Regions from separate parts of the Mus musculus genome. Here regions 2 and 3 are each linked to region 1. The links are chromatin loops, found by intact Hi-C in ENCODE. Cell type or tissue: left cerebral cortex. All regions are shown on one strand. Each heading gives the region's core, and the rest is flanking DNA. Links, peaks and the distances in the headings are about the cores only. Region 1 overlaps Tenm4 (teneurin transmembrane protein 4). Region 2 overlaps Tenm4 (teneurin transmembrane protein 4). Region 3 overlaps Tenm4 (teneurin transmembrane protein 4).

What was found. A loop is a pair of places that touch in the nucleus more often than their neighbours do. Peaks named below come from ENCODE experiments on the same cell type or tissue, not always from the same donor. Only the 100,000 strongest peaks of a DNase experiment are listed, where the experiment ranks them.
Region 2: a loop joins it to region 1, with 2.3 times the contacts of the local background. A loop is called at or near these places in 3 of 42 quality-filtered maps.
Region 3: a loop joins it to region 1, with 2.2 times the contacts of the local background. A loop is called at or near these places in 2 of 42 quality-filtered maps.

What each region holds. Positions count from the first base shown.
Region 1 is chr7:96,894,273-96,904,738 of GRCm38, reverse strand. It overlaps Tenm4 (teneurin transmembrane protein 4), which reads right to left. Exons shown (of 33, transcript NM_001310762.1): 31 at 8,472-10,086; 32 at 1,752-1,894. Among named protein-coding and RNA genes, the nearest start is that of Gm22226, 21 kb to the left of the region's middle. In left cerebral cortex, for the core only: no CTCF peak of the experiment used is centred there; DNase peaks (open chromatin) are centred at 1,458, 5,490 and 5,954; H3K27ac peaks cover 669 bases.
Region 2 is chr7:96,664,555-96,675,020 of GRCm38, reverse strand. All of the region lies in intron 7 of Tenm4 (teneurin transmembrane protein 4), which reads right to left. Among named protein-coding and RNA genes, the nearest start is that of Gm15413, 130 kb to the left of the region's middle. In left cerebral cortex, for the core only: no CTCF peak of the experiment used is centred there; DNase peaks (open chromatin) are centred at 2,212, 4,708 and 8,482.
Region 3 is chr7:96,684,970-96,695,435 of GRCm38, reverse strand. Tenm4 (teneurin transmembrane protein 4) reads right to left here. Exons shown (of 33, transcript NM_001310762.1): 8 at 411-666. Among named protein-coding and RNA genes, the nearest start is that of Gm15413, 110 kb to the left of the region's middle. In left cerebral cortex, for the core only: CTCF peaks have their summits at 3,673 and 6,137; DNase peaks (open chromatin) are centred at 3,404 and 3,689; H3K27ac peaks cover 697 bases.

The DNA of each region.
Region 1 (10,466 bases), core at 1,292-9,291:
AAATTAAGTCCTCTTTATAATTAATAGAACCCTGTCTGTGAACAATTATTTCCTAGAGTTTCACAAAAGCTGGAGTACTCAACAACAAAGATCTCCAATGCTTGCCAAGGGCAGAAATCAATAATTCATTGACAGGCGAGGTTGGCAAACAGGCAGCCAGGGAAGGGGACTCTGGAGAGTACAGCAGAAACCTGGAGGGGGAGGAAGTACTGTGTGGCTGGAATTTGCTTGGGGACAGCAAATGCTGGGACATCTGGACCAGGGGCTGGGGTCGGGTCTGGGACAGGCTAGGGCAGAAAGAGGATGGGCTCTGTGGCCAGGCAGACTTAGGTTCATTGTCACCTTCTGTCATTTTTCAGCAGAACACCTTTAAGTAAATTTCCCTGAGCCTAGCCTCTTTATGAAATGAGCTGTTTACATGGTTCAGTCACTGAGTCACTAAAGCACCTACAATGTGCTAGTCTGCATGCTGGACACTGACTGAGACCCTTAACCTGTAACTTAGCCTGTTGGGATTTAGAATCTAGTGAAGGAATAAGAAAGAAAACGAAGGTGGAACAGAGCACACCACCTGAGCAGACTCATCTGCAAGTCTGGGAGGAGGTAGCTCGGATGAGCCTAATGGATTTAGCCTGGAACAAGAAATAGGGACATGGTACTGGGGGACTGGCTCAGTTAGCTTACCCACAAGCAGAAGGACCTCAGCTCAGGTCCCCAAATACCCAGGTAAGGAGCCGAGCATGGAGGCACATGGCTGTAACATCAGGGCTGTGGAGACAGGTAAAGGCAGACCACTGGACCTTTTGGCCAGCTTGTCTGAATCTGTGAGCTCCAGGTTCAGAGAGGGACGCACACGAACGCAATGTCTCTCTCAAAAGAGTGGAGGTGTGTGTACCGAGGTAGGAGGAGCAGGAGGGGGAGGAAAAGAACCGGGGTGGCTGGGTTTCCAAGCACAGGATCGGGCCATGTGACATTGGGGCCGCTCCCCGGAGTTTACTGTCTCTGAGCTGGCATCCCCTAGGCTTGGTTTCTGCTAACCCACCCTTGCATTTCATGGGCCACAGTACCGGGCTGGACACAGAATCCAGATACAGAATTTATGAATGGAGGCTGAGGTTGGCATGAGCAATACGTGAAGTGATCAGCAGGTGTGACGAGATTGTTATAAAATTTTTTTCCCAGCCATATAATTCAGAGTCTTTGAAATTAGGTCATAAAAGGGAGATAAGAAAATGTAACTTTTTTTCCCCCCTCTTATGGCCCTGCTAGTCACGCTCAGCCAGATGACACGAAATGGACAAACCTGGGTTTGAATGGTTGCAAGCATTAATCCTGTACAATGAGAAGAATAACAGCCTGGCATATTTGTGAGCTAACGTAAGTAGAATGTTACTCAAAGCCAAGTTCATCGGGTGCTCAAAAAAGAATCCCATCTGCATTCAGAACACTCCTTTTCTCTCAGGGCTTTTGCCCGCATAGTGACAAAGGCTGGTTATTTTTTGTTGTACTCTGAACACGGTGGATTATGAAAAACTCTTTCATGCAGCCTGTGGGTGTCCATGTGCTGCTACAGTTGGGTCCTTGGGGCCTGCCTAGCCATAGTTTTCTGTCTGTTGAAAGTTGTCTGGTAGGGATCATGAAGGCACTGCATCCCTCAGTTTCCATCCCTGGCTTGGTGTTCCTGCACAATTGGTGGGGCCCCTGCGTCAGGGTCAGAACAGCCAATGTGTGGCTGTCATGTGGAGCATTACCTTGCTGTTGTCCCATTCCTGAGTTTTCATCTGTGTGTGTACGAGCTCGTAGGAGGGTTCCATGGCATCTGTGTCTGGCTTGGGATAGCCAGGTATCACGTTGTGCAGCTGGAATCCAAAGGTGAGGAGCCAGCTGTTGACATCTGGGTGGAGAGAAGCAGAAATAAGCTTGGGGAGTAAGCAAGCCAATAACCAGGGGCCACAAGGGGAAGGTGACAGAGCTGACTGCTACACTTTATGGAAATAATGTCCTGGTTGGTCTTAAAGCCAACTGTGCTGCTGGGTCCCAGCAATCCCTCTGCCAGGTGCATGCCCAGAGTCCTCCTCAAGGGGGTAGATCCAAGAGAGATGAAGCCTAGGCAGCGCCCAAGCTTCCAGATGTCTTCATGACTCTCACCCCTCATCTGCTTACCCAGAGGTAGTGCCCTCCCAGAGGATGCAGCTCTCCCAGGCCCACCCCCAGCCCCGTCAGCAGTAGGAAACCCTTGCAAAGGTCAGTCAGATCCAAGAAAGGATTTTAATGGCTGACTCTGAAAAGAAAAAAATTCACTTAAGAAACAAGCTGCCCCTCCTTTCCCCACCCTTTTTGTAGCCTCAGGCCAAAGCGCTTCTGGGCATGGTGCTGGTTGGTTCAGATCAAAGGGCTTTCCTGTTTGTCTTTTCTGACAGCACAAGGAAGTCACTCGACCTCCCAGTGCCTTAGCCTGCCTGCTTCTAAGCTTATTAATCACATTCCTTGGAGTTGCGAGTTATAGATAAGGTTTTTCGGTGGGCATTTGACTCAATGAAGAATGGAACCAGAAGTCTATGATCCTGGGTTGGTAGAGTGCTTGTCCAGAGTGCATGAAGACCTGGGTTCAGTCCTGAGAACTCCGCAGAATGATGCCTGAAATTCCAGCACCCAGGAGGTGGAGGCAGGAGGAGCAGAAGTTGAAGGCTATCCTTAGCTACATGGTGAGTTTATGGCTAGCCTAGGTTACGGTGAAATCTATCTCAAAAGAAAGCAAAGCAAAACCGAGGATGACAACAGACCATCTAGGTAACCAACCAAATAGAGAAACCAAAAGCCATGACCTTGCATGGGGGTTGAGGTGGGCCACAAAGGAGACTCAGAAAACTAGAGTGGGGTGGTGGTGGTGTACAAGGTTTTAAGGCCTGCCTCGGAGCCAGGTGCCTTTTGTTTCTTTCCAACAGAAACACATCTCTGCTGGGAGGTCCCATTGATGACCTAGGCCAAGGAGGAAGTGGCCCCCTCTGGAAGCTGCTGAGAGGGAATGATTTGTGGGTGTCAACAGTTGTGTTCATGATACTCCTGTGACCCATGTATCTCTCCCATCTAGGCAGCTCACATTTGACCTTGCCTTATTTGGTTGATTGGTTGGTTGGTTGGTTGGTTGGTTGGTTTTTGGTTGTCCTAGGCCCCTCCACTAGGACCCAGGTTTAACTCCTCACTCAGCCTTGCTGCGAAGATCCAGATTGTAAACAGGAAGGGAAAGAGTGTGGCAGTTAAGGCCACACAAACCCACATGCTGGCTTCTCAGGGTACCAACAGTGAACTTGGAGAATCTTAACTTCTACTCTGTAGCAGAAGCAGTTCCAAGCTTGCCCCTAAAACATTGGATTTAGTGTATAATATCCAGATCAGGTACTAGCTCACGGTGTGTGTGTGTATGTGTGTGTGTGTGTGTGTGTGTGTGTGTGTGTGTGTGTGTGTGTTTCTGTCATTATGTATCCCAAGATCCCTGTTTTTTAATTTATAACAGAGGCTTGGAAGGCTTTTGTCCATGGCCCTTTTCTCACTTGAGTTTCCAGGAGTCTTTCATCCTAGGATTCTCTGCACACAGATCTTTGGGAAATTAAAACAAACAGAACACACACACACACACACACACACACACACACACACGGAGAGAACACCTCACAAAGCCCTTTTGCTTGAGGCTGAGAATGTGCATAGGGATTTTGTGGTTATCTGGAATAGCGCTCAGTCCCTAGGAAAGCAGGGGGCACAGGAGAGGGCTGGGCTTGACCTATGAGTGATGGAAGACAGAAGGCGGAAGCTTTGCTATCATGTCTTTCAGGAAAATGTCAGAGATCTATTTATTAGCTAGCTTTCCTACCAGGCTTTTCAGAAGAGCTGGGAATTGTACTCTTACAACCTCAGGGGCAAGTGCTTCCTTCCTCTTGAAAAGCTCCGTGAGTTACCTGTCAGTCCCAAAAGGCACTGCTGCCGCAGGGGAGGAATAAAACACAAGCGATATGAAGCCCTTTCACCAGCGCATGCCTTTGTTCTTCACAGAATGTATTAGAATAAACAAAAACAAAAACCCCAAAACTGCTAAGTATTCTGAAGTCTGACACCACAGGTTCTAAGGCTGGCTTCCCAGTGTCTTTGTGGAAGGGTTACTTTATCAATCCTGAACTTCGCTGTCTGTGTGGGTTTCCCCCAAGCGCAAGTCTCAGGCCAAGACTCAGCACGATGATGTGTGACACAGACCCATGGTGGACATTTTAGGGTCGCCTCCCCATGATCCAATTCTGCACTCTTTCTCTGTTGGACCATGTGATCCAGGATCATCCAATCAGTGCATTCTGTCCTCTTCAATCCTGGTAATTGCTCCATTGTCTCATGACCCAGGCCTACCTAGGCGGAGTACACCTCAGGACCTTTGAGTATGTTTGAGGATACGGTTAGCCCACAGAGAAGGTAAAAGGTGAGGTATAGTGAGAGTCAGCAGAATCACATTAGCCACTGCAAAGCATTTCTGATGTTCTGAAAGCTTGATTGTTTAGATGGCAAATATCTTTTTCATGTGCCACAGGATCCACTTCGTAGGTAAAATCAATTTTGGGGTCATGACCAGTATTTTTGTTGAAGTGGAATACACTAGACTGGAAAAATATATAGATACCAAACTTAAGGACTGCTGTGCAAACCTTTGGTTTTAGTGTTTTATAGTGATATAAAATAGATTTTTTTTTTCTTTTTCGAGGTAGGTTCTCACCTCCTATTCAGGCTGTGTAGGCAAGAGTGACCTTGAACTTCCCATCCCCCAGCCTCCACCTCTGGAATACGGAGGTTACAGGAATGCAAACACAACACCTACTTTATTTGGTGCTGGGGATGGAGTCCAGGACTTCACACATGCTAACAAGCACCCTACAGACTGAGCTACGTTTCTAGCTCCACAACTCTTTTTCTTAAGGTGGGCTCACAGTCAAGGACATTTGTGAAAGGGGGCATGTGTTCCATGAAGGCAGGCGCCAAGCCTTCTTCCCTTTTGGATCCTTAGCGTGGGTCTGGCACAGAGAAGGGATAACCAATATGATATTTGCTGGATTTAACTGTCTGGGAAATGAAACACAAACTGAAAATGTAAGGTGCCCCTTGGATAGTTGAGAGCTGTGTTAGAAAGCAGGATTTAGAGGCTGGGTGATTATCACGGGAAATGTTCTGAAACCAGAGAGCCCTGTCCCGTGTGACTCTTTGCAGACCCTTGGTCCTCCAGGGTCTCACGTGTCTCATCTGTAGAATGCAGATAATTGTCTGTCGTGATCTCACAGAGCTGTTGCCAGGCTTAAAGGAGACCGTATCTGCGAGTGCTCGGCAGGGAGTGTTTAATCACGCCAGTGCTGTTCTGGAAGGAGACTATATGCATATGGTTGTGTACAAAGGAAGAGGGGGAGGGCAGTAATTTTTGGCAAGCTTTAACAATTTTTTTATGGAAAATTACATTTCCTATTACAGTATTTTTTTTCTCCCCAGCTATAGTAACATGCCAAAATGTCTCACAGGAAACCCACTGGAGGGTGAGGCAGGGGGCGTGCTTTGTGCAGACAGATGTAATGGAAATGTCATCCTAGTCTGTCAAGGCTCTGTAGTGCTAGCAGCCAAGTTGAGCATGGTAAAGGCTGGCAACGCTGTCAAAATATATGTGTTTACCCCCCAGGTCCCAGGTATGCTTCCATGACATCTGTGTACCACCTTGGTCTCCTTCTAGTCCTTGACTGGGACTCTTCCTCTTAATAGAACAACCTAGATGCTTTTTCCCCTGGAAAAAAGGGAATTCTCCTATTGCTTTCAGCTATAGCATCTGTGAGCTAGCCACAATGCCCTGTTTCCAGTTTTGTGAATGTTGACCCCTCTCTCCAGAATGCCTTTCTCCCTACTACTTGATGCAACCTATACAGGAGCCAGCCTCGAGGATCAGCCGCTACTCCCTGAAGGCTTCCCAGAACCCTGTGGGCAGAGCCGGTTGCTAGCCTTCTGTGATTTAATGGCCATCTGTGCAAATCTTCCTCATGGCCCCTCACGATGGACCAGAGTGTGCATTTCCTCTGATAGTGAGGAATTCTGGAGGGCGGGAATAATTTCTGTATTCTCATGTCTGGAACCGGGAGGGGTGGGGTGAAGGGAACAGTTGCAAAAAGGGGGTGAATGGCTCGATCACGAGGTTAGCAGGTTTTCTCAGTGTAAATTCTCACAAGGACCTGGCTGGCTTTATTTGGATCCCACAGAGCTCTCCCTGTGTCGCCTGCTGAGGGACGGTAGCAGTCTGAGAGGTCTGCAGGACCCTTGAGACACTCTATACTCAAGTTGGTTTCAGAGGAATGAAAGGTGACTTTCCCTTTAAAGCAAAAGGGCAGAAAGGGAACCAGCATGAGCTATGTTAGGTATGTGTATCTCACGTCACCGTTGGTGGTGGTGGTATGGATGTGTGTGTATGAACATACATATCATACATACATACATACATGCATACATATAATATGTATGGTATGCATGTACACACCACCACCACCACCACTACCACATACACATTTTGAGATGTGGTGGTATCACATATCCCAGGCTAGCCTCAGACTCACTAAGCAGTCAAAGATGATGTAGAACTCTTGATCACCCAGACTCAACCTCCTGAATGTTGGAATTTAACCCAGGGCTTTGTGCATGTTAGAAAGTACTCTACCAACTGAACTCTGGGTGTTTTCTTAATCTTCTAGTTTATCTTTGATTGCTGACTTATTAATGATGTCTATTTGTGTCTGATTCAATTTTTAAACAACAACAACAACAACAAAAAACAAACAAACAAACAAAAAAACAACAGGATCTTCAACAGCCCAAACTGGCCTAGAACTCTCTCCTGACCCCTATATCTCCACCACACCCTTGGCTTATCTGTTTTAGTTTTTAGGTTTCTAATAGTTGCTCTAGCATAACATATAAACATTTATCCAAACAGAATTATTAGTAGGTATTCTAACTATTTTATTTATCTTGAGACAGGGTCAGGGTCTTACTATATAGCCCTGGCTGGCCTGGAACTCATTATATAGATTAGGCTAGCCTTGACCTCATAGAGACCCCTGCTTGCCTCTGCCTCTGCCTCTGCCTCTCTGCCTCTGCCTGTCTGCCTGTCTGCCTGTCTGCCTGTCTGCCTGTCTGCCTGTCTGCCTGTCTGCCTGTCTGCCTGTCTGCCTGTCAGCCTGTCAGCCTGTCTGCCTCTCTGCCTCTCTGCCTCTCTGTGCCTCCTCTGCCTCTCTTCCTGCCTCTCCTGCCTCTCCTGCCTCTCCTGCCTCTCCTGCCTCTCTCTCTGCCTCTCTGCCTCTCTGCCTCTCTGCCTCTCTGCCTCTCTCTCTGCCTCTCTGCCTCTCTGCCTCTGCCTCTGCCTCTGCCTCTGCCTCTGCCTTCTCAGTGCTGGGATAACAGTGTGAACCACCATACAGACTGTGGTATTCTATTAAACTAAGCCCAGGAAACTAAAACTTTGGAGCAGTAAAATAATATGTCACAGTTAAGAAATGGCTGGTCCATTCCCTTAGCTCTGTCTGCCTCAAAAAAATCTGTACTTTCCATCATCATAAGTCAAAAAATCTGATTTTATTTTAGACACACCTTAACCCATATTCTCATACCCAGCTTGATTTCCATTTCAGAAACTTCCAGAGAGCATTCTAAAGGCTGTTTCTAGTGAGGCATTAGGATTTTATGGAGAAATAATTTAGAAACGTAGGTAAGTAAACCAAAGAGCACTTTTTTTTTTTTTTTTTACTACAGAGTCTCTTAGAGCCTTCATAAACTGAAGTGTAGTATGAAAAATTAAGAATGGCCGTCCTACCACAAGAACAGGGCCCACAGAATCAACTGACCAGGACTCAAGTGGGCTCATGAAGACCAGGGATCCTGAATAGGTCCGACTTTGTCCTCTGTTATGGTTGTGTAGCTCCGTGTTCTTGTGGGATTTACTAATAGAGGGAGCAGGGACTGTTTCTAGCTCTCTTGCCTGCCTTTGGGACCCTTTTCCTCTTACTGGTTGGCTCATCAGCCTCAATGTGATGTGCCTGGTGTCACTGCAGTTTGTTTCGCAGTATTTGGTTGATGTCCCTGGAAGGCCTGCTCTTTTCTGAGGGGAGGTGAAGGTAGGGTGATTATGGGGCGAAAAGAAGAGGTAGGGAGGAAAGACTAGGGATAGAGGAGGGAGGGAAAACTATAGTCAGGATAGAGAAAATAAATGAAAAGGAAAAGTTTTCTAAAAAAAAAAACAAAGGCGATAATGGTGGTCATTATTTTCAGAATAGTCTCCAAACTAGTGTTTCTTTTCATAGACTTTGGGAGATGATGTCTTTAGAGATAGCCAGTGTCCCCCATGACCCCATACCAGTTTTCTCAAGGAGCAATGGGGTAGGTCCTGACCTCGGGTATACCTCAATCCTCACCTGTCATGAAGCACTTGATGTCCTGAGAGTTGCTGATGGGGTTGTTGTTCTTAAACATGTAGAGATGAAAAGGCACGATGCTGTTGCTACTCAGGCGTTTCCAGAGTTCATGGTCTGGGCTTGTCCAGCGTCCAGCCAGCACATCATAATCCCGTCGGCCCATGTGGACAAGCTTGGTGAGTGGATCATAGAGGCCGCCGTGGTAGCCGATGATGATCTGGAAGTTGGGGTTTGTGTCCATGTAGATCTCCCCATAGGCCGTGTATAGGATCTGCTTAATCATCAAGCCAGTTCCACTGAAGACAGCAAGCGGGGTCCCGATGTTGTCACAAGCTATGTAAAACTCATCGCCACTGCTCAGCTCCATGGCAAAGAGGTGTCCTTGCAGATCATAGTAGAGGGATGTAATCTCAGAGCTGGAGTGGTTGTAGAGGTGGGTGACCTTGGTGGGGTTGGTCAGGTCTGCGTAGAAGAACTGCAGGTGGTGGCTGTGGCTGCTCTTGCTGGATACTCGGCGTCCCAGCCCATCGTATCGGTACCTGACACTCCACCCACTAGCCCGGTTGTAGGCTTTGATGAGCAGCCCGGCTGAATTGTACTCGAAGACATCCCCACCCCGCTGCCTCAGGAAGCCATCCTCATCCATCTTGTACTGTACATCACCCAGCCTAGTGATGCGGTCACGGAGGTCATACCGTAGTGGTGTGAGCCGTGCGCTGTTCCCAGGGCTCAGCAAGTGTAGGTTCCCATTGAGGTCATAGCTGTAGCGCCAGAGTGGCTTGTCATTGATGGAGACTGTCTGCAGCTGGCCATCAGCATCATACTCATAGGAGTAGCGGGTAGTGTTGGCATAGGGTCCCACCTTCAGCTCCTTCTTCACTACCCGTCCCATGTTATCATACTGAACAGTCATCCAGTACATGAGTGACCGGAAAATCTCATACTGTACTTCCTTCATCCTGCCATAAGCATCAAAGTGCTTGGTGTGGGTCATGACGGCTGTGGTAATGATCTGGTTGATGTCGTAGTAGATGACACCAAACTTCCCAAACTGCTCTGTCTTCCCTGACACATCATCATAGCGGTAGAGGTCAATGGGCAGTGGGGTCTCATTGATCACAGCCTGCATGCTAGTCACACGGAAACTGTTGTCATAGTTGTAATCAAAACGGGCATTGACCATGCCTTCTTCCGTGAAACGGAAGATCTGCCGATCAATCAGGGGCCCAATCTGACGGTAGCGGATAGTGCAGGTGAAGCCCTCATTCTGTAGGTTGACAGTCTTCAGCATCCCTGCGGTCTCGTCGTAGGTGAAGCTTACCTTAGTGGTGTCATACAGAGTCTCGGCCAGCTTTGACAACTTGCCATACTTGTAAATCACCCGGCGGCCGGTGCCCAAGTAGAAGGTATGTAACAGGTGTCCATCCTCAGTGAAGTCCTGAATGACTGAGGCGTTGCCTTCCGGGGGCTGGTAGATGTTCCTGTAGTAGCCCACTGAGCGGATGGTCTCCAGCGTCTGCCGGGCTACGTTGGGCATGGTCACAGAAGAGAGGCGGTCATTCTTGTCAAACTCGAAGATGTACTGCCTCTGGCTGTGGAGATGAAGCACCATGGACTGGAGGGAGAAGAAAATCATAGATGAAGGAGGTGGGAGAAGGAATGAGAGCCCAAGTACCCACAACTTAAAGGAAAGAAACGGAAGGCTTAGAAAAGTGGTGTTCTGCATCCCTACGGCCTTCCCTGATCCAGACTTCTGACCTTGGTATTTCTATTCAAGAAAGAAGGGACACTCTAAAACACAGCCTGATGCCCTCAAAGCCTAAACAGCATCTGAGGCTTCCCTGTGCCTATAACATATAGACCATGTTTGGGAAGGGCACTTTAGACTTCTCCTCACTTTTTATGTGGTAGCAAGTCATGGGCCCACTGTGGGATAGGGCAGGCTGGAATGGTAAGGGACAACCTTGTTCTATAAGTGCTCTCATTGCGCCAGTG
Region 2 (10,466 bases), core at 758-8,757, 230 kb after region 1:
TGTAGGTCTTTCTTAGAAGCCCTGGGCTTCTCTGATGCTCAGTGGCAACAAGTGTGCTCCTTCAGCAAGCTCTGGATGGGGAGCATGGTAGGTCCTGACATCAGTCAGGGTGGACCATTTGCTTAGGTGGTTATCATCCATCCAGGGGGCCAACAGCCTGTGAGGAGTCTCCTTGTAGGTGTGATAAGGATGGCTACTGGAGAGCTACAGGGGGTGCTTCTATCTCAGATCCTCATCACTGTGTCAGCTGCTCCATATATGGTCTCTGTTCATCTGAAAAGCTTGCCTGGCACAGGGAAGGCAATTCCTTTCTCATTTGAAGGGTCATTATTACCCCCTGGAGTTGGAGATATTACCAACTGGACTTGGCTTCCTTACTAGGCAGTGCTGGTAGTATTTTTTAGGGCCATAGATTTCTTTCTTTTGAGAAGGTCACCTGTAATCCAGGCTAACCTTGAACTTGTATAGCTCAAGATGATCTTGAACTTATGATTTTCCTACCTCTGCCTCCCAAATGCTGGGACATTTCACCTGGGTTAGACCATGGTTTAGGAGGTGATGGGGCAGTGTTGGGAAGGAGAAAAGAGTGCCAAGAATACCATACTCACTGCCCCTTTCCATCCATCTATCTGCTACAATCCCCTGGAGACTGTAAGGCTCCCATTCCAACCTCCTGATGGCAGAAGGACATGCCTCTTCTAAGTCTGTTTTTCCAATGTCCCCAGGTCTTCTATAAGGGAGCCTCCAAATCCCAGTCTCCCATCTCCCATTGGTCCTTCCATCCATACACAGATTCCCCTTGCAGGGTGAAGGGTGTCACTACTTTTTCCAAAGCTACCATCATCATGGCTACTCTGCTCCAGGTTGCCCCTGTAAGCAGAAGGCGTGGGGCCATGGTCTTTCTTAATGTACTATTCTGCAGCTTCTAAACTCATAGAGACTGTGGCAGTACACACAGGGCCTGCACAGGTCTAAGCCAGATAAGGTCCCAGTGCTGAGAGGAGAAGAAGGCACAAGACCCATCCCTAACCCAGAATCTATTTCCAATTGATAACCACCCAGAAAGGAAAACTTATTTCTCCAGCAGAGTCTCCCTAGGTATACAAATCACACTCAAGGGCAGGCCATGCCCAGAGATAGATGACCAACACAAAACAAACTCAATGGTATTTTTGGAGGAATTAATTTATTTTCATCTCACAATGCTTTATTTAGGCTTCCCCCCTTATATATCTTTTGCTTATATATTATGGTTTCTGATTTAAGTTTTACATGTTTTCTCTGTGTATGGATGTGTGGGTTTCAGTATCCGGGTGTGTTTCTTGTGCTTTTTCTTTGTCTCATTTCTGTTGTCTGTTTGTTTATTGTGTTTGTCCTATTCTGGTTTGTTTGTTTTTATTTTATCTTATTTTTTAGATGCCCGTTTGTATTCTAATGAGAAAGAGAAAGAAAGGGTGTGGCCTTGGATAGGTGAAGTGCAGAGGATCTGGGAAGAGCTGAGGGAGGGAAAACCATCATCAGAATATACTATACAAAAACAACCTATTTGTTTTTAAAAGTACAATAGAAAGAAAACCAGAAAAGAACTATATTTTAGAAGCCACAAGTGTGGAGGTTACAAATGTAGCTTTGCAATCACGTCCATGTATGAAAGATCACGTTTCCCATTTCCTGGCTGTGTGACTGCATATATTGCATAACTTTTCGAATATCCTTTCCTTCACAATTAATGGTATTAAGTCTAGCCTATAATTATGTCATAACTAGGTAGGGGCTAAGGAGAGGCCTTCTGCACAGGACAGAATCCTAGCAAGAGTCGGTCTTGACATAGAACTGGATCCCCAAGCAATTGTCAGAGCCCGTCTGGTCCCTCTTTGCTCAGGTGTACAATGGAGACTGAGCATCTGAGGCTGGAGTGGGCTTCCTTCGCTGTAGGTCTCAGGTTCAGGCAAGAACATGGTGGAGTGGGCCCTGGGTGCCCCACAGCCAGGGCCACGTTTCTTCCCCTTTGCTCTCAACTGTCCTGCAAGTAGACTTTTATTCTAAATGTACAGATACAAAAATTCAGCAAGTACTAACCACCCTCCTAGGATCTGCACAAAGGGCTAGTCCATGCCTTTAGCCCTTTTACTTATAACCCAGACTCTTTCAAAGCTCACTGGCGAATTTGCACCTCACTGCCTCCCACCAGGCTGTTTTAGACATTCACAGGGTGAACTCAGCTGTCAGTTGAGGTTGGAATAGGCAGGACAAAGAAACAGCCATCAAACTGCTTCCGTGTGTGGTGAGTAATTACAGAATCTGCTAAATTACAGTGATTAGGCATTGCCAAGGAGAAGTCAAAAAAAAAAAAAAGTCTCCAGCAACTTTGGAGACGGGAGGGGGAGAGTTTAATTAAACAGCTCCTTGCTACTGCTTTAATCTCTCCCTTGGAAAAACCCACAGGTTCAGAGGGGACAAGAGGGAGGGCAGAGAAGGACCCAGGGAAATCCTCCTACAATGGCGCTGCCTGGGTCTTTAAAGGGTTCCTGGGAAGTTAGTGATGAAATGAGAGATGGTGGCTTTTATTATGGAAATGCAAGCATTAAGCCAAGGATTTGGACCCATGAGGGAGCTGGTAAGGGGGGTCCAGTTATAACTGTTCCTAAATTCCTGCTGGGGCGAGGCCAAGCCTCAAGTGGCCGTAGATTTTCTTTTGAAGGATTTATTTTCCTTATGTCAAAAGTTCACTACCCCCAGACTTTGTCATTTGGGTACAAAAAAAGTGCTTTTTAAAAAGCCACCAAACATTGAAAACAAAGGCTTCTCTGCCATCTATTTTACCAGCAAAGGTTCTTCTAATTAAATTTTGATTATGAACTGGGGAACACAAGTACATTTGTGGGCTGCTCACAGGATTAAACTTAGACAAAGTGGAACAGCTATGAGCCTCTGTCCTGAGTGGATTTCAATTTTATGAGGAGAGCCTTATAGAGAGGGATTTGCTTCCAGAACTAGAGAAGAGCCCGCTGAGCTGGCAATGCCCAGGAAGGAAGTTCTAGGACTGCCTATGATGTGAGAATCTAGTATCCTGTTTAATCTCCTACTGCTTAACCATGAGGACCAGAGTTCAAATCCCAGCACCCAAATTTGGCAGTTCACAAATACCTCCAACTCTGACAGTGTCTTCTAGCCTCCATACCTGCATACACATGTGCACATACACAAAGATACTCACATATACACACAAACAAAAATTTCAAAAGCAAACAACATTAATATTTAAAATAAACAAACACAAAGCTTGTGACATCAGTTAATTTCTATACTCTGCCTACTTTTTCATATTGATACGATGAACACATTTATTATAGGTATACATCGTATAGTTTTAATATGGTGAAATGATAGTTAAGATTCTTAAATGAGAAAGAAACTAATTGATCAAACTTCTGGAAGCTGCTTTGATGACATTACTTTATTTAAAACCTATGTGTGGCTCCAACAAATATCTTTCCCTGCAACTAGTCAGCTGTCATATAATGAGGGCAGTGGCTTTCAGGTTGATCTTAGCATTCATAGATATGTGCTTTGAGACACTTGTCCTTTCTTTTACACAGAGCTAAGAGTTATTTTTCTTTTGGGTATGTGTATTTTTGACAATGACTTCAGGTCTCTGAGTCTAGTGCAAGAATCCTTCAGAAGATGAAATTCTGTTCATGGGCCACTGTGGGTCCTCAAACAAACAAACAAACAAACAAACAAAACAAAACCAAAAACTCTCAAATGTGATAAATATCACCCTGACACCTAGCTAGAAGAACACCCCACCCTAGAATGATGTGGATCTGAGCCCTTTCTTCTGATTGAAGCAATGATTAAAACCAGGCCCCTAGCAAACAATTTGCCACACTCTGACCGTTTGGAGGCAGGATGCTGTCATTAAAAGGTCATCTTTGCAGCCCAGACTGCATAGGGTCCAGGGGAAGGTTCCAAATGGTTGTACTTTCCTTCTGCTGCACTGCCAACAGGATTTAAGAATCCACAGGGCCTCATCTGTTGTTCCTTAAGCAAACAGCTAATGTAATTTGAAATTTCACTTCATCCTTGTGATGGCTGCTAGCAATCCTCCCAGAGCCCATTCATGCTCCCTTTTAGGGAGGTCAGGGCACTTACCCAGAAGCTCTCAAAGTGCTGGAGTGTTATATGGGTTCTCTCTGCCCACCAATCACAAGGAAGGTTACACAGTACACGGTGATTAGCACTCTGCCCGCACCTTCCAAGTATAGTCTGCAAGATTCCTCATTATCTCTCTTTTACTGTGTAAACACACACACACACACACACACACACACACACACACACACACACACACACTATGACTGCCCATGTCCATAATGCATGTTTGGAGGCCAGAGGCTGATGATATCAGGTGTCTTCTTCTATGGATTTTCCTTATTATTCAAGACAGGATCTCTCCCTGAACTGCACTGATTAGCCGGACTGGCTGGACAGGAAGCCCCAGCAAGCCTATTTCTTCCTTTCCTGCCAGGTGCTGGGATTACAGGCATGACACATCACCAAGTCCAGCTTTTATGTTATTGCTGGAATCTTAATTCAAGTCCTCCTATTTATGCAGCAAGCATTTTTACCAGATAAAGCATGTCCCTAGCCCAAAGCCAGCCTTTTTAAAAGGCATGCTAACACTGAATACCACCAGCAGCACTGCTGCATGACAAAGGACACCCAAAGCCTTGGAGGGAGGTGCTGTAGGAAGTGACTATGTGTGAGCTGGGCTGTCCCATTTTAAAGCACACAGCCTAGAGCTCTGCCTTTCTCCACTATGAAATAATATAAAAGAGATGCAGCGGGGGAACGATGCCTGCACTTGCATCAGATGTATCTAGTGAGAAGTACTGGCCGTGGAGACCTCAAGGAAAGAAAAGGCATTTGCCAGTATCCACAGGCTTTTGGCAAAATGTCATCTTATTTAATCTTGACAAAACACCCAGGGAGTTAGGGTTATTGTCCCCCATCAGTGTGTGGTGACTAGCTTCGGGTCCTGATGCTGCTAAAGGGGTAAAGTCATCATCATTTGCAATGGGAAAGTTTTGCTTCTTAAACCAGACGCTCCCGATTAGCTATGTGACCCTAAGCAGGTTAACAAGACCCCTGCACTTCAGCTAGAAATGATGTTAGGAGCTAGGGATGTGGTTAAGTTGAAAGTGTTCACCAGGAATGCAGGAAGTCCTGAGTTTCATTCCAGGCACTGTGTAATGGCGCTCACCTGTAATCTCTTTACTTGAGAGGTGGAGGCAGGAGGATCAGAAGTTCAAGGTCAGTCTGCCTCTATGGTTATGACAAAAATTCTGGAGTAATGCTGACACCTAGTAGACTGCCTGGCACTTGGAAGAAGAGCTAATCAGATGAACTTAACAGACATGGAGATGGCCAACCCAACTGCTTGAACTTAACAAAACCCACAATTGTGGCAAAGTGAAATGAACAACCTACAAAGCAAATGGACCAAGAAAAACACTCTCCTGAGTTGTGGAGGCTCCAGCTCTGGGAGGTCTTAGGCCAGTTCCACATGACCATGAAGCTCATCAGGCCAGGTTTGGCAATGACAGGCTAGTGGGGGGGGGGGGCTCGCACACGCGGGTGGGGGGCAGAATCCCGGATGTGTTCTAAGAAAATGGCAGAATAAATATCACCAATGCCCAGCTGCCTCACTGGGGGACTGGCTGACCAAGCTAAGTCTAGAAATCTTCTACATCCTAGTTTCCTCTTTTGCACAAGGGAGATGGTACGACAAACATCACAAAGTCACTGGGCTTGGGTTTCAATACAGTTGCCATTGAATGTCCTAAAGAGGTGAGTGGGGTGTCCTGCGAAGACTAGAGCATAAGGAAGTTGGCAACCAATCTCAGGGCACAAGTGCCTGCTGCAGGCAGTACTCGTATAAATCGGGGCTGCAGTGGGCCACGGCGGAGCCTGACTCTGGGAGTGGGGGCTGCTCAGTGCTTCTCCTCTGGACAAGTGAGACTTGTTTTCCTTTTCTGATTGAAAGGACCCTACTCTCCTCAGAAGCAGAGGGAGAAAGAAAAGAAAGATATTACAAAGAAGTTACCCAGTCCCTGTACCTAGGTGGGGTGCAGTAAAGCATCAGCAATTACTATTATAATATAGGTTTGGGGGGGTTAACATGCTGAATAGACTCAACATATTATTATTCCTCTTCCTGTATCTACTTCATAGCCTTCAATTAAGGCACAATTAAAGATTAGCTGAGGTTACAAGGTTGGCTGCCCACATTTGCTTTCTTTGTTGGCCTGTGCTCCTTGTTACTTTTATTCAAGCCCCAGGCAAGACATGCGAATACTCTCCAAACTCTCGACCCTGGTAAAGGCAGATGAGATTTTGCAACACCCAAAGAGTGTTGCTGTGGATTCATTCGATTTAAGTCTTAGAGGCAGCAGGGAGACCAAGGAGCTACTGAGGAAGCAAGGATGCAGAGGGTGATAACCCCAGCTGGCTTCTGAAGTGTCAGGGACACTTCTGGGTCTGGTCCAGGGTACCCAGACCTCTGTTCCTGTAGTTCAGGGTAGGAGCACCTATCTGTGACCAGAAGAGACACAAATGTGAGTTCCCCTCACCCTGGCTGTGCTTGGGAAGAGGTCAGGGACCTTACTCAATCTATTTCCATCTACCGACTGCAGGCTGGAGTTTATAATCCCTTCATAGGAAAGGGAGATCTGCTCATCGGGCTCCTAGCAGCAGGCACAGTAAAGATTAGACCTCCCTTATGTCTCTGAAAACTACTTCTAAAAGTAATAAAAGGACCGTCTTAACTACGACATGGCACAGGGCAGGACTTTTGCCAGTGACGGAAGCACTGGTCCTCATGGTGAATCCAGCCCTGGAAAAGGGAACAAACAGAGGGACACCGCTGGAGGACCCTCAGCACAAAGTCCCATCGGGGACTTCTACCCAGACCCTTTTACCCATTCCATAATTTCTTTACCATTTGGGGGTTGAACTAGAAGAACTAGGGGCTCCTCTCCACTCATGCTGTGAGTGAGTCTTTGGTGCAGTGGGGACCGCTCCGGCACATCCCATGAGCTCTGCCTACTTCCCAGAGTGACTAGCACACAACTGCCTCACATGAGGTCAGATTTCACATACTTCAGGGATCCAGCCACTACCTTGAGAGCGCTCACCTGATCTGCTTTTATATGAGTTCATAAAGTAGGCGGTGGGAGATGTGTTAATAGTTTTCATGAGGTGCTACGGCCCAAGATCAGGAGATGATATGAATTATGCTTTGTGTTAAAGCCTGCTTTAATTCTCTTGGGAGGAAGAAACCAGACATATTCCATGTGGATTATTTTGCTTTGGTTTGTGGCAGGGGGTGGGGGGGGGGGGCAAGAAACTTTTGATTTACAGTGTAGAGGGGATTGTGTTATTCTGGTTTTGTTTGTGTATCTGTGTGCACTTTGTGAGTGAGGAAACACGTGACTTTGAAGAGTTTCTTGACCCCTTGGAAAGCAGGAAGGGGAAGGTGGGAACTAAACATCTATTAAGCCCTAGGAACCTTTTAACTCCCTGGGCCTCTGCTCTGTGAGTAGAGCTGTTGTACTCTGCCCACTTTACAGGTGAGGAATGGACTCAGAAAAATAAGATACTTTGTTTGAAGCTAATGAGCCAAGCAAATGTGTTTAATTACATAGTTAGCATGCTTTGTTCCACTTTGTGTGTGTGTGTGCGTGTGTGGGTGTATGTGTGTATGGAGTAACTGTGTGTGGTATATGTGTGTGTGTGTGATGTGTATGTGTGTGGTGTGTATGTCTAGTATGTGTGTGTGTTGTTGTTGATGTTGTTGTTGTTGTTGGTGGTGGTGGTGGTGGTGTGTGTGTGTGTATAGGAAAAAAACAGAAAAATGATACTGAATGCAGAACAAGAGCTAAGGAGCTTGGGCAAGAGGCAGATATCTGGTCCACAGAAACACACAGGACAGACTTCCATACCTTCTTCAGAAAGTTCAGAGGCATCGCTGTGTCCTTGCACGGTGCACTAACATAGAGTCTGACACATACACTAACACATGTGCAAATAGGTTTAGATAGGAACCATCCCTCTGGCAAAGAAGTTCATACTTCCACGTTCCAAAGAAATACATGCCTCAAGAAAATTGTTAATATGTTTTTAAAATCCTGTCCAGGGAGTTATAGGAGCTGAATTCTCGTCTAAAATCGACTGTGGTTGGACAGACCCTCTGAACCAGTCACCCAGTGGCCTGAAGGCATCGCTTGCTCCCTTGAGACAGTGAAGTTGTGCATCCGGTGCTATCTCTAAGGCTCCTCTGAGTTAAAGTTCTGTGATTCCATCTGTAAAATCCACTTAACCTAACAGCTCATTCGCCAGTGAGGGACAAATGAGGTGTTATAGGGCTGCCTTGCAAGTTTCATGTGGGCAGTTCATCTCCTTCAGCTAGGAGGTGAGTTCCTGGAGGGCTGGAATGTGTCTTAATGTCTGGCGCCCTGCACATGCCCACAACTGTTAGTTAAGTTGGAGTGTGGGTGACATGAGGATCTTGTCATTCCTGGTGCAATCTCAAGAAAATGAACTTGGGAGCCAGAAAATACGAGGTCTTAATATAGCTTCACTCTGAGCCCTGTTTTCCTCATTTATAAATTGGGAGCAATAATGGCTTCCTTACAGGGTTGTTTACTGCTTATTATTATTGCCAAGTTAAGTATTTTTATTGAAAGGAAAGTGAAAGAGAGAAAATAAATAAAAATCTTAAAGGGTGCAATTAACTCGGTAATGAGTAGCTTTATTAGGCTAATGGCAGCTGTGTAGATGTACCTGTGTTCTCTTGATATGCAGTTTGGAGGCACTGGGGAATGGGGCTTGCTAGTCCCTGGAAGACGGTCATCTCTTAGAGACTAGTGGATAGTGCAGTCTATGTGCCTCGAACTATTATTCTACACGGTTGTCTGAGGCAGGGATCCTCTTTCTCATTCTCAAGATCAGGAAATCGAAGTTGAGGGAGGTTAGCTAACTTGATAATATCAAGCAAATGCTAGGCCAGCAGATGTGGTAAGACCAGAAAGCTCAACGCACGAAAATGCAAGTGCCCACTAACTTGAGCATTTCAATATCCACTGCTCTTGCCTGTCAGGAGGCATTGTGCGGGAGTGAGCAGGTAGCTGGGGAAGAGGGGTACCACCCAGCTGATTAGAGCCCGCGGGTCTGACTCAAGATGGAGCCCCTAAGCTGGAGACAAGGGAACTAGAAACTGCTGTATATTTTCACTCAGCTGCAGAGATCCCTTAATTAGAAAAGCACCGTTTAAAGTGCCCTTCAAAACCCCATCTCTTCTTCGGAAATTATTTTTCATCATTGTGATTTTTTTTAAAAATGAGGTTGGAAATGTGGCCCAGGGCATCTCCGAAACTGTTGTTCACAAACCTGCAGAAGAGTGCTTTGTGCATGAAGGGCGCGCCTAAATCCTGGGCCTCGGAGGTCTGAGGGAGAAGGAAGAGCAGAGTGTTCATGGTCCTCCCTCCACTTGGCAGTGAGAGCCGACGGTATTTACATTTGCAGAATTTCAGAACGATTGTGCTACACAAATACCAGAAATGTATTGTTGTACTATATACAAGTCTTGTGAGAAGTTCCCAGGAGGGTACTAATGTAAAAAAAAAAAAAAAAAAAAAAAAAAGCAAACAAAAATAAACAACAAACAAATGAAATAAGGGGCTGGGGAAGTTGTTCCATCTGCAACATTTGAGCAAAAGCACCTGAATTCCATCCCCAGGTCTCACATAAACACCCAAGCATGGTGGTATGTGGTTATAATCCCAGTGCTATAGAAGTGGCTACAAGAAGATCCCTGGAGCCTAAAGGCTACCCACACAGCCAGCTTATGGTACAAGATCCTGGGTGTCTTAGTCAGGGTTTCTATTCCTGGACAAAACATCATGACCAAGAAGCAAGTTGGGGAGGAAAGGGTTTATTCAGCTTACACTTCCACACTGCTGTTCATCACCTACAGAAGTCAGGACTGGAGCTCAAGCAGGTCAGGAAGCAGGAGCTGATGCAGAGGCCATGGAGGGATGTTACTTACTGGCTTGCTTTCCCTGGCTTGCTCAGCTTGCTTCCTTATAGAACCCAAGACTACCAGCCCAGAGATGGCACCACTCACAATGGGCCCTCCCCGCTTGATCACTAATTGAGAAAATGCCTTATAGCTGGATCTTATGGAGGCATTTCCTCACCTGAAGCTCCTTTCTCTGTGATAACTCCAGCTTGTGTGGAGTTGACACTCAAACCAGCCAGTACAAAAGTAATGGCATCAGAGGGTGACCTTTTCATAAGTCCATGTACCCCAGTAGTAGCTCCCTAAGGGGGGGTGCATTGCATATATTCTCTCCTGCTTAGAGACAATAGAGAGCATAATCTAACAAGTCAATGCCTCTGAG
Region 3 (10,466 bases), core at 1,717-9,716, 210 kb after region 1:
AGCCAAAGCGGAACTGAGTGCCTACCTTGTTCCACTCCTTTGCACACCTCTTGCCTGCTTTTATAGAAGAAGCCTTACCCAGCTAGCTTCATTGCCATTGCCTAGACAAGGCAGGTGATGTTTGTGAGTCTATCAATTGGAACAACACATACCTTTAGTAAGCAGCAGGCTAGCACTGAACCTCAGCCCTGGTGGGTTCTAAAATCCTAGCCTCCCAGAGCTCTCTCCTTCTACCATTGGAGAATAGCAGCCAGAGGCCAGGTACTTCATACCAGCTTCAATGAACAGATATGTGGTAGAGACATGTTCCCTGCTGGTCTGGTCACCAATGGACCATAGTGTCCAGCTGGTCTGCCCTCTGCCCACCTAGCCCACCCATGCCCACCCAGCCTCAGTCCACTGGGACCCACCTGGTTTCCAGTGGGATGTTACTGTTGAGTAGCCAGTTGTCCTGGGCATGGGTTGGCTCCTGGGCGCTGCCTGCTGGGGGCTCCCCAGAGAGTGAGTGGTCTGTGGGTGCTGGGCTGGGGTTGCTCCTTGGGGTGAAGTTGCCCCTGTTCAAGGAGTTGATGGAGGCCGCGTGGTGCTGGTTGGGGGTATGGGCGTGGGGCAGTGGTGGAGGAGGCGTCCGGAGCCGAGGGTGGTTCTGCAGGCTGCTGGGATGATCTAGGAAACAAGCAGTCATGGTCAGTGGGCTACTGGCTGGGTGAGGCCCCTGGGGGACAAACAGACTACAGGGGAGAGAATGAGTGTGTCCAGTACTAGCAAATCACATAGTAATTCATTCAATCAAATCAGAGGTTCACAGATAGCTCCGAACTCCTGTTCTCTGCATGTGCTGGGCCAATAAACAAAATAAAAACTCCCACCCCACTGAACATAGACTTTAGGAGAGTAATAGGAAAGAATTTTTTGAGAGGGAGAGCAGGCTTGAGCACGTAAGACTCCAGTTGTCAATATCAGCAACATTATTCCGACCAACAACTTCACCTTTGATCTGTCACATGTTTAGGGTTTGGGTCTTTAGAGCCCAGTCTCTCACCAGTGGCTTCCTCACTTGAGAGTGAGTGTGTTTGAGATGGAAGGTCTGGCACCCTGAGCCACAAGAACCCTGGGGTAGGGACCCAGGAATCTGACTTTACAGAGCCCCTGGGTGAGGGATGCATGGTTCAGTGTGAGAATCACTGGTCCTATAAATGGTGCATAGTAAAGGAAATTAACAAGATAAATAAGTGCAATGAACAGTTAGCTGAGAGTCTGACAAACCTAAAAACACAGGGCTAGGGCAGAGCTCTGTCTGTACGAAGCACGTGCCCCATGACGGTGGAGAGCAGCCTGCCTTGGGGCAAGGAGGGCTATGAGGAGGGCTTTTGAGCACAGTGAGCCATGCTGTGTCTGGGTGCATAAAACCCACCAGTACACTTACTGAGCACACACTGTGTGCCAAATGATGTTCTGTGCCCCATACAGATGAGAAGACTGAGATAAATATTTTATTTAGTCCTTTCAGTTACCCAGAGCAACATGTGTTAAAACCAAACCAAACCAAACCAAACCAAACCAAACCAAACCAAACCAAACCAAACCAAAAAGCTGGTCTTGGAGTGGATAATGTGAGTTCCTATGGGAATGTGGTAAAGCAGATTCTCTTTGCAAAGAAATAAAGCAAACTTCGCTGTAATGATGGCAGGCCTGGGAGTGAATATTTCCCCTTCACCTAAGCTACTCTCACAAGGCTGTATGATTGGGAAGAAGTCAGGAAGTTAGAATCCAGTCTAGGATTCTACCATTTAGTAAACATACAACCCTGGACAAGTCACTGAACCTCTTTGAGCCTCAGTTTTCATATCTGTGAAATAGGAAGGGCATTTGTTCCTGAGATTATAGTACTACAATGATACCAAATTGGCAGTCGACAGGACCAAAATATATTAATGGAAGATATATCAGTCTTGACCTTTTATGGTAACGAGATACAAAGTAAATGTGGTGGGAAACTGGGGGAGTAGGTTAGAAGTAGAAGGGAGAAGGACATGATTGATAATCTATCCAAAGGGGACACATTCCAAGATGCTACCTGTAGTGCAAAGTCTGGGTTGGGCTCTGAGGTACTCCTGCCTCCCAGCCTCTTCTCTCATCAGCTCCACTACAATACCTTCTCCAGCCACGCGACCCCCAAAGGTCAGGAATGGTGGAGGTGGTTCAAGGGACTGAAACATCAGTGCAGGAAAGGAGGGTCCCCAGAGACCATCGAGTGTGGATGAAGCCCACTGTGCCCTGAAGATGCTGAAGTCCTCGGTCAGAAGAGAGTTAGCACAGTTGTCCCTTGAGGGGAGAGGTGAGACCATGGAAGTCAATCTGACCTGGGCAGGTCGAGTATCCACGCCTCTCTCAGTGAACAAGCAGCCTTTGATGGAGAAAGTAAACGTGGCTGGGGGCCATTTGCTGTGCCCAGCGCTCCTCCAGCAGCACTTTCCATTTGAGACAGGACTCCTACGTAGCTCTCAAAACTATGTCCGAGGTTCTCAACCTGCGGGGTCATAACCCCTTTGGGGGTCAAATGACCCTTTCACTGGGGTGGTGTATCAGATATCCTGCATATCAGACGTCTACATTATGATTCATCACAGTAACAAAATTCCAGTTATGAAGTAGCAACTAAGTAATTATATGGTTGGGGGTCACCACAACATGAAGAACTGTGTTACAGGGTTGCAGCATTAGGAAGACTGAGGACCACTGAACTATGTAAACCAGATGGACTTTAAACTCAAAGGGATCTCCCTGCCTCTGCCATAAACACACGCACGCACACACAGTTGTCAGGGTTCTCCAGTATCTTCTCTTATTTTATATGTGCAGAAACCTTGAACACTGGTGTCTCTGCTGACTCTCAGAAGGCATAGAGAGGTTCCTGTGAGTGCTGAACAGAGCCATGGATGACAGAAAGGTACTGGGCCTTGGTGTCCCACAGCTCTGAGGTCAAGTTTTGTTTCTTCCACTTACAAGCTGTGACTGTGGGTCTGGCAAGGTGTTTCCTGACTGCTCTTTTCATGCATGCTTTCACACACACACACGCACAGACAGGCGCATGCACATATATATATATATATATATATATATACATACACACACACATATACATGTACATACACACATACACACATGCATTCACACATATACACACACCCATAAATAAATGTAAAAAATTTAATGTAGCATTTTTTTAAAACCTCTATGATATCCATCAAGTCACTGACCTTCAGAGTTGCAGTTTTCTGGAGATTTCTTTCTAGAGAAAATACCTACCATATAAGGGTGTTTTGAGATTCAAATGAGATGCCGCATGTGAGGTGCTCAGCACAGTGCCTGGCATACAGCATTTCAACTATATGCTATTTTCTTTCCTGCCCTGGGGACTAAACCCAGGGCCTCATCTGTGCAAGACAAGTGCCCTGTCATGGCTCTACATCCCATTCCTGCAAACCATAGCTGCTAGTCCACAATAATGATAAAGGCACATGAATGAATAAACCATAAATAGCACTAAATGTCACCATGGAGATGACTTCAGCATTTTACACAGAAGTTCTAAAAAAAGAAAAAAGAAAAAAGAAAAAAAAAGAAATGCAAAGGAAGAATAGGGAAATACTGCACAGAAGGGCAGCAGGCAGCAGGCAGCGCCCTTTCCCTGTGGCTGATGGATTTCACTGGGACCAATCTTCTGGCTCCCAGAAGCCAGAAAAGCGCCTGGAGTTCAACACAGATCAGAAAAGTGACCAGAATGCCTGGCCTGGACCCTCCGAGCTATGTACCTAAGACTTCAGGGTTTGAAAGGGAAAGGGTCCTTGATGCCTTAGACGAGCCTCTCAGAGCAAGTGAGGACCGATACCAATCTCTCTCTCCTGGGCTCACGGGAGGCCCTGGGGGAGCCCTCTGCTTGGTTCAGGGACCGATCGGCCCTCATATAAAGATACACCCCATCCCTGATGTGTCAGTTTCAGGTGGTGGCTGGTTGAAAGAGCACAGGGCGCAGCCCAGGAGTGTCACAGAACAGCTTTGGCCTCTGACAGGTGATGTGACATCAGGGCAGGTTGCTACTTCTTCAAGCCTTCAGCTGCTCACTCACTTAGAAAATGTGTATGTGATAGAGACGCCAACTAAAGGTAGAGAACATGGTCACAGACATGGTCAAATTGGAGATGGTCCATCTAGTTAGACAGCACCTAGGGACATGAACTGTGCGTGAGGTTATCATACATACTAGTTCACACAGATTGAGGGCTTACTAAGTGACAGACACTAAGTGCTTTACTTCGGAAATCCTGTAACAGCTCCGAAAAGAAGAGACTATTGTTAGTCCTCACAGAAAGCACTTGCTCACACTTAGAAAACTATTAATCGACAGAGCCAGAATTTGAACTTGGGCAGACTGGCATCAAACCTGGAGTGTGAAATCCTTCCCTTGTGTCCATCAAGTGGATCAGGACAGGCTAAGTGCACCCAACAATGTCTGCTATACAGGGAGGACCCGACAAGTGTTGATGGCTATCATCCTTATCACTTTGTACTCCAGCCCCCGGAGCACCCAGAGGCATAGAGAGTGGCAGTTTGAGGTCTTTAGCTCTTGGGGTTCAGAAAGAAAGCATGAGAGGTGACACATGGCCTGTGTCACAGTGGTCACTCCAGGCTGAGAATTAGGAGTGTGCATGGTGTCAGAGGCCTCAGAGAGCATGGTGCTAGATGCACTCTGAATCAACAGTGTGGATGGTAGAGGTTGGGGGTGGGGCATGGATAGTGAAGCAGGCCCAGGTGCTGGCTGCCTGGATGTGAAAGACTAGAAAACAGGGTTGTCCCTGGGAAGGTAGGAGCTGGAGCTATGGCCACGTTAACACTGGCGGAAGCTTGGAGGCTGGTGGAGGATGTGGAAGTGGGTGGGAAGTAGAGGCACAAGCGTGCCCCAGAGCAATGGCAGGGTGCCTTCCTAGGAAATGGTTTGCAGTGGAGTAGGCCACTCTCATGAGAAAAAAACAAAAAAAGCATAAACTTTCATAGCTTTGGCTCAGTCGTGAGACCCAAGCACAGAGACCTAAAGACATCAAAGATAGCTTCAAGAAAGAGTGCCAGGTCAGGTGCTCCAAACGTGCCAACTCTTGCCAAACCACAGACAGGTGCCCAAAGCTCTCTTTGCTTCAGAGTTAATGATGACCCTACTGTGCACTGCAGTCATTAATTGGGCCCTGAAGATCGCCGTCTCTGAAAGATGATGGTATTTAATTATCATAAAACACAAAAACTCTAGTTGCCCGAGCATGCCAACAGAAAGAATTATTTGGCTTCCATTAAAATGCCATCGACCACCACTGACTCGTGGGATGGTGATGCAGAGGCGCCGGGTGCTTAGCTAATGAACCTTGGCCTGCAAGACCAATTTAGACAGACCAGAGAGTTCTTTGTCACCACAGTTCACGGCGGCATCTGACAGCCCCGCTTCTGATCTCAGGTCGGCCTCCTTTAAGCTGTGGTGTCACGGACAATTTATTTGACTTGAGTTTTAACTTTGTCACCTGTCAGAGGTACACGGTAGTAGCTGGCAAACTGCAAAGTCCCGTGCTACAGTTAGAGAGAGCTATCATTAGTATCACGTTTCTATCTAGAATGGATTCCAATCTAAAAGCAAGCCGTGGTGTGAGCAGAGGGTGAAGGGCCGCTCTTGGGTATGTTTTCTGTTCATTCACTTTCTCCCTGTATGCAATGTCTGTTGTTCACTTTCACTGGCGTCCCTTAATGGCCAGTGTACAGGAATTCTCAATGGTATTTTGTCTGACACACTAGTTGAACATAGGGAGAGGGAAGGACCTGGGGGTGGGGTAGCCCCTGCAGAACTTTTCATGCTGGGAGGAACACAGAGCCTTCAGGTTGCAAGATGGTTGCTTCGCTCTCTCATTTATGTGAGGCAGAGGAAACACCCAGACTATGACAATGGGTGCATTACAGGTTAGAACAGCAGGGCAGTACATGTCAAAGCCCCACTGTATGGCACAGTGCTTCCCTCTTAGGGGGCTAGAAATGAGGAAGGGGTGTTTCCCAGAGTCCTGGTAGCTGTGCTGGCAGGACACAGCCAGGGAAGCTGGCAAATGCGTATGGTTTGTCCCAGAAGCATGCCCCACAGTGGCAGAAGTCGGGTAGACAGCTACTGTATGATTTTCCTGTTTGTTCCACTCTTGGTTGCAGATCATTCTCTGTCTCTGACTGCATGCCTGAGAATGTCCTGCCCCTGAGCTGACTTTCAATAGGTTTGGCTCACTGTGAGGTCACTAGAATGCTTGACACAGAGGAAAGCTGACTGAGGGAAGATGCCTCTGCTCAGTCCAGTGCAGTGCACTCACGTCGTGGTCCCCACGTTTCTCCAGGTTACCAAGCATGCAGATGCAGTTGTCTAGGAAACTTCGAGGAAGAACAAGGGCTGGAATTGGGTGCTTCTGCCCAATGTGGTCAACAGGGAGGCACAGGATATTCAGGCCAGCGGCTGCTGTGAGCAAAGCCTGTGGCTCAAAACAGCCAAGATGGTGTGGGGACCTGAATGCCTGGAGCAGAATTCTAGTGAGTGGTCACAAAAAGAAAAATCTGGAGTCTGGTGGTGGTTTTACTGGTGTTCAGAGGAATCACTCTGACTTCCATATTTTTAAAGTCAATGGTAGTAATAATAACGAAGTAAAAGCCTCAGGCCATTAAATGGACCTGCAGTTCCTGTCCAGCAATGGATACCCTGCTGGATCAGGACTCAGGATGGGGTAGGGTGGAAGACCCTGCTCTCTCTAAGCAAGCAGTGTCCCAAGACCATCAGATAAAGAGACACACAATTAGCAATGTTCTCTACCCCCAGAGTGCTAGTAATTGACAAGCTAAGCTAAGGTCGTCACAACCCATGTTTTCTAAGTGTGGCTAGGTTGGTAGACTCCCATCTGAATGGGGTAACTATCGTTCAGTAAATACCCACCTATACATGACTTTTGTCCCTGTCAGCAGCTAAATGGCTCTGTGACCTTGAGTAAGGCACCTAATGTACCAATTTCTTGGACTGATAAAAAAAAGGAAGTAGAGGGAGACGTCTCTAATTCTAGGATGCAAGACTGAACCTGAGATGTTTGCTCATTGGCATCTGGTTGCAAAAGATACTCCCAGCATGCTGTGTGTGGGATGTACTGTATGGCTGGATACCAAAAAAAATAAATAAATAAATAAATAAATAAATAAATAAATAAAAGAGAAACATAGCCTGCTCCCTCCTTCCCTTCTTCCTGCTTCCACGTCTCCTGCAAGCTTCCCTCAGGACCTAAGTACTGATGCTGGGGACAGAGGTGGGTTAGACAGGCTTTCTGCTGTAAAGTTGTAATAGACTTGTTGAAAAAGGCCAGCTAAAGCCAGAAGCATTGGTGGTGGCGGGGACGGGGACGGTGGGCGGGGGGGCATCATTTCTGGGTGTATGCATTCCTTTAAATCTATGTCTACCTCAGGGCGGAATTTGTTCTGGGAGAACTTTGTGGCTGTCAAGTGAGCTTTCCTTCCTGTCACTCTCACCTCCATAGCCTTTTCAAAAATGGTCTGACCCATAAACAGTCAGGTCAAGGCCTAAATCAACAAAGGGCCATAGTTGATATGGTAAGACAGGAGTGATTGCGTGTGTGTGTGTGTGTGTGTGTGTGTGTGTTCAGCAGGAGTATGATGTCTTGGAACAGATACATATTCCATAGAGTGCATAAAAGCACTACAAATGAGCACAAGCAACTGTCAGCCGGGGTTGATAGGCGTGGCGTGGCTAGTGGAAGTTCACAGAAGAGGGGTCATCTCAGACATTGGAGGGTGACCCCCCCCCCCGGGCTATTTACTGGTTCCCTGGCTTCCTGAGATTGGGAGGGTCCCATGGGGACAGAAGGGGGATCCCTCCTATCAGCCTGAAAATGAGAGGGTTTTAAGAAAGTGTGTGTGTGTGTGTGTGTGTGTGTGTGTGTGTGTGTGTGTGTGTAGGAGCCTGCCAAGAGCTTAGGACTAGCTTTCCAAGCCCCGTGGCTTATGTCCACCAAGTCTACCTGCCAGGAAGTTAAATGCCCAATTACAGCCCCTGTAGCGGAGCTCTAGACTGAAGAACTTCCCTTTTAAGCGACTAACTCATTCATGACTTTGGACGGGCCTTAATTTGTCTATGAGGAAAATGCGATTGCTCCATTCAACAGAGGTAGTTAGACTCTGCCAGGCTTTGATAGTCTGATTCCTAGAGGCTTCCCCTTGCTCCTCTCACAGAATGTCCTAGAAAGAAGATGTCAGGATGAGCAGCCCTGCTTCCCTCAATAGAGGAGTGGATTGTCTCCGTGGAGCATTTGACAGATAAGTCAGGACCAGTCCAGGAAGTTGAAGTCAACAGCAGTCCAGCTTAAGAACCAGCAAACGGGGCTGGCGAGATGGCTCAGTGGGTAAGAGCACCCGGCTGCTCTTCTGAAGGTCCGGAGTTCAAATCCCAGCAACCACATGGTGGCTCACAACCATCCGTAAGGTGATCTGACTCCCTCTTCTGGAGTGTCTGAAGACAGCTACAATGTACTTACATAAAATAAATAAATGAATAAATCTGTTTGTTTAAAAAAAAACCAGCAAACTGGGTCATGCGATTACCTGCTTTCAAGTCTGTGGGTGACTCCACTGACCCCTGGATAGAAGCCCTCACCCTGCAGCCTGAGCTCCATCACTGCAGGATAGTACCCACACTCTCCACCCTCTCCATGAAAGATGGCAAGGGCAAGACCATCTTAGATGCCTCACAAAGCTGTGTCAGTTACAGCTTTGCAAATGCTATTCTGATTGGATGGCCATATTCCCTTCATCACCAGGCTGACTCTAATTAGAAGCTGTCTACTCCAGGAAGCCCTCTGTGATGCCCTCTCCCTAGTTTGAGGTAGAGGCTCTTCCTTCAGGTTCTTCAAGCCACCATAATTCTCTAAGTCATTGACATATTCTCAGAGCACATGAGCACACAGTTTAATGGGAGGAAGGAGGCCCACAAAAGGTTTTTGAAGTGCCCAGTATGTAGGAGGGGGGAGGAGGTTTGAACCCAAGGCTGTTCAGCCCTAACCATGGTGCTCATGTACCGCACGAGCCTGCCCTAGGATCTCACATCCTTTTAACCAGCCTGTTGCTATCGCTTGGGTGTGCCAGAGTTTATCACAGATAAAGCCATTTCTTCAGAATTTACTGATGGAAGTAAAGGGGAGGGAGAGAAGGGAACATGACAGATGTGAATTTTCCTCTTGAGGGTGCTCTCTGGGTGAAGAGAATTCGGAAACATGACCTGATAAACTGCCCTGACCTTCAGCACTAAGGTCTGTTTCTACAACACAGGCTGTTGCCTGCAGGAGCTCTGAGAACCATGTCTTTATTTCTTTTTCATACTGTCTCCAGCTGCTTGTGAAAACATAAAGTGTTTACAGCCACCTCAGTTACCAGCTGTGTCCCCTGTGCAGTTTGGAGAATATCGGGTCAAGTGTAAAGAGAGGATCACACTGCCTGGAGTACCAAAAACCCTCCTACCTCCTGACAGTTGCCATCAGCACTCCAGTGCTGAAGCCCGTGATGCCGTGGGCCTCCCCCAAAGGAACAGTCCTAACAAGAACACCACCAAGAAACAGACATTATTTTTGCTTTAAAGACTGGGAACCTGGAGCCCTGCATGGTTCTGTAGTTTAACCAGTTGTCAAAGCCCATAGACAGAGACTCTTCAAGCCTGGGTTCAGAGGCCGACCCAGGAACCACCCCAGTCTTTACACAGCTAGATGCGAAACCTTGAGGCCCAACCATCCAACCCAATCAAGTCTGGTGGCATCCTGCTCACGTGGTAGACACCTTTCTCCTTTAGGACCCAACATACCTGGGAGAAAAGGCCAAAAGCATTCAGCTAGTTACCCAGGCCAGAGAGGTACTTTTTATGATTCACTACACATCATGTGTGGGCTTGCTTTCTGATACTTGTTCAGGATATTGTGGGCAGGTATTAGTGTCCAGAAGGCCAGTCATACCGGAAACAGGAAACATTCTTGTCCTCTTGTAGCCTTCTGCAAAGTGTACAATTCTGCCCCCAGGTCACAGAAATGTATCACTAATACCAATAACGGCCTCAAAGTATCAAAAGGTAGGGCACTGTCAAGCACCATTGGTATCCAGTGCCTTTAAGGCAGCAGGAGGAACACAGAGCTGTGTGTTAGGAGGCTGGCCCAGGACAGAAATAGCTGTGAACCCACACAAGTGACCGAGCTCATCTTGTGGCATCTTCCTGATGTGAAACATGGAAATACTAAGTCCCAGGGGGCAGCGTTCACAGAAAGCTAGGAAAATGAGTGCATGACCCATCACATCTGCCCGCCAGTTTTAACTATATTTATCATTACATTCCAGAGGGAGAGACTGAGGCACACACG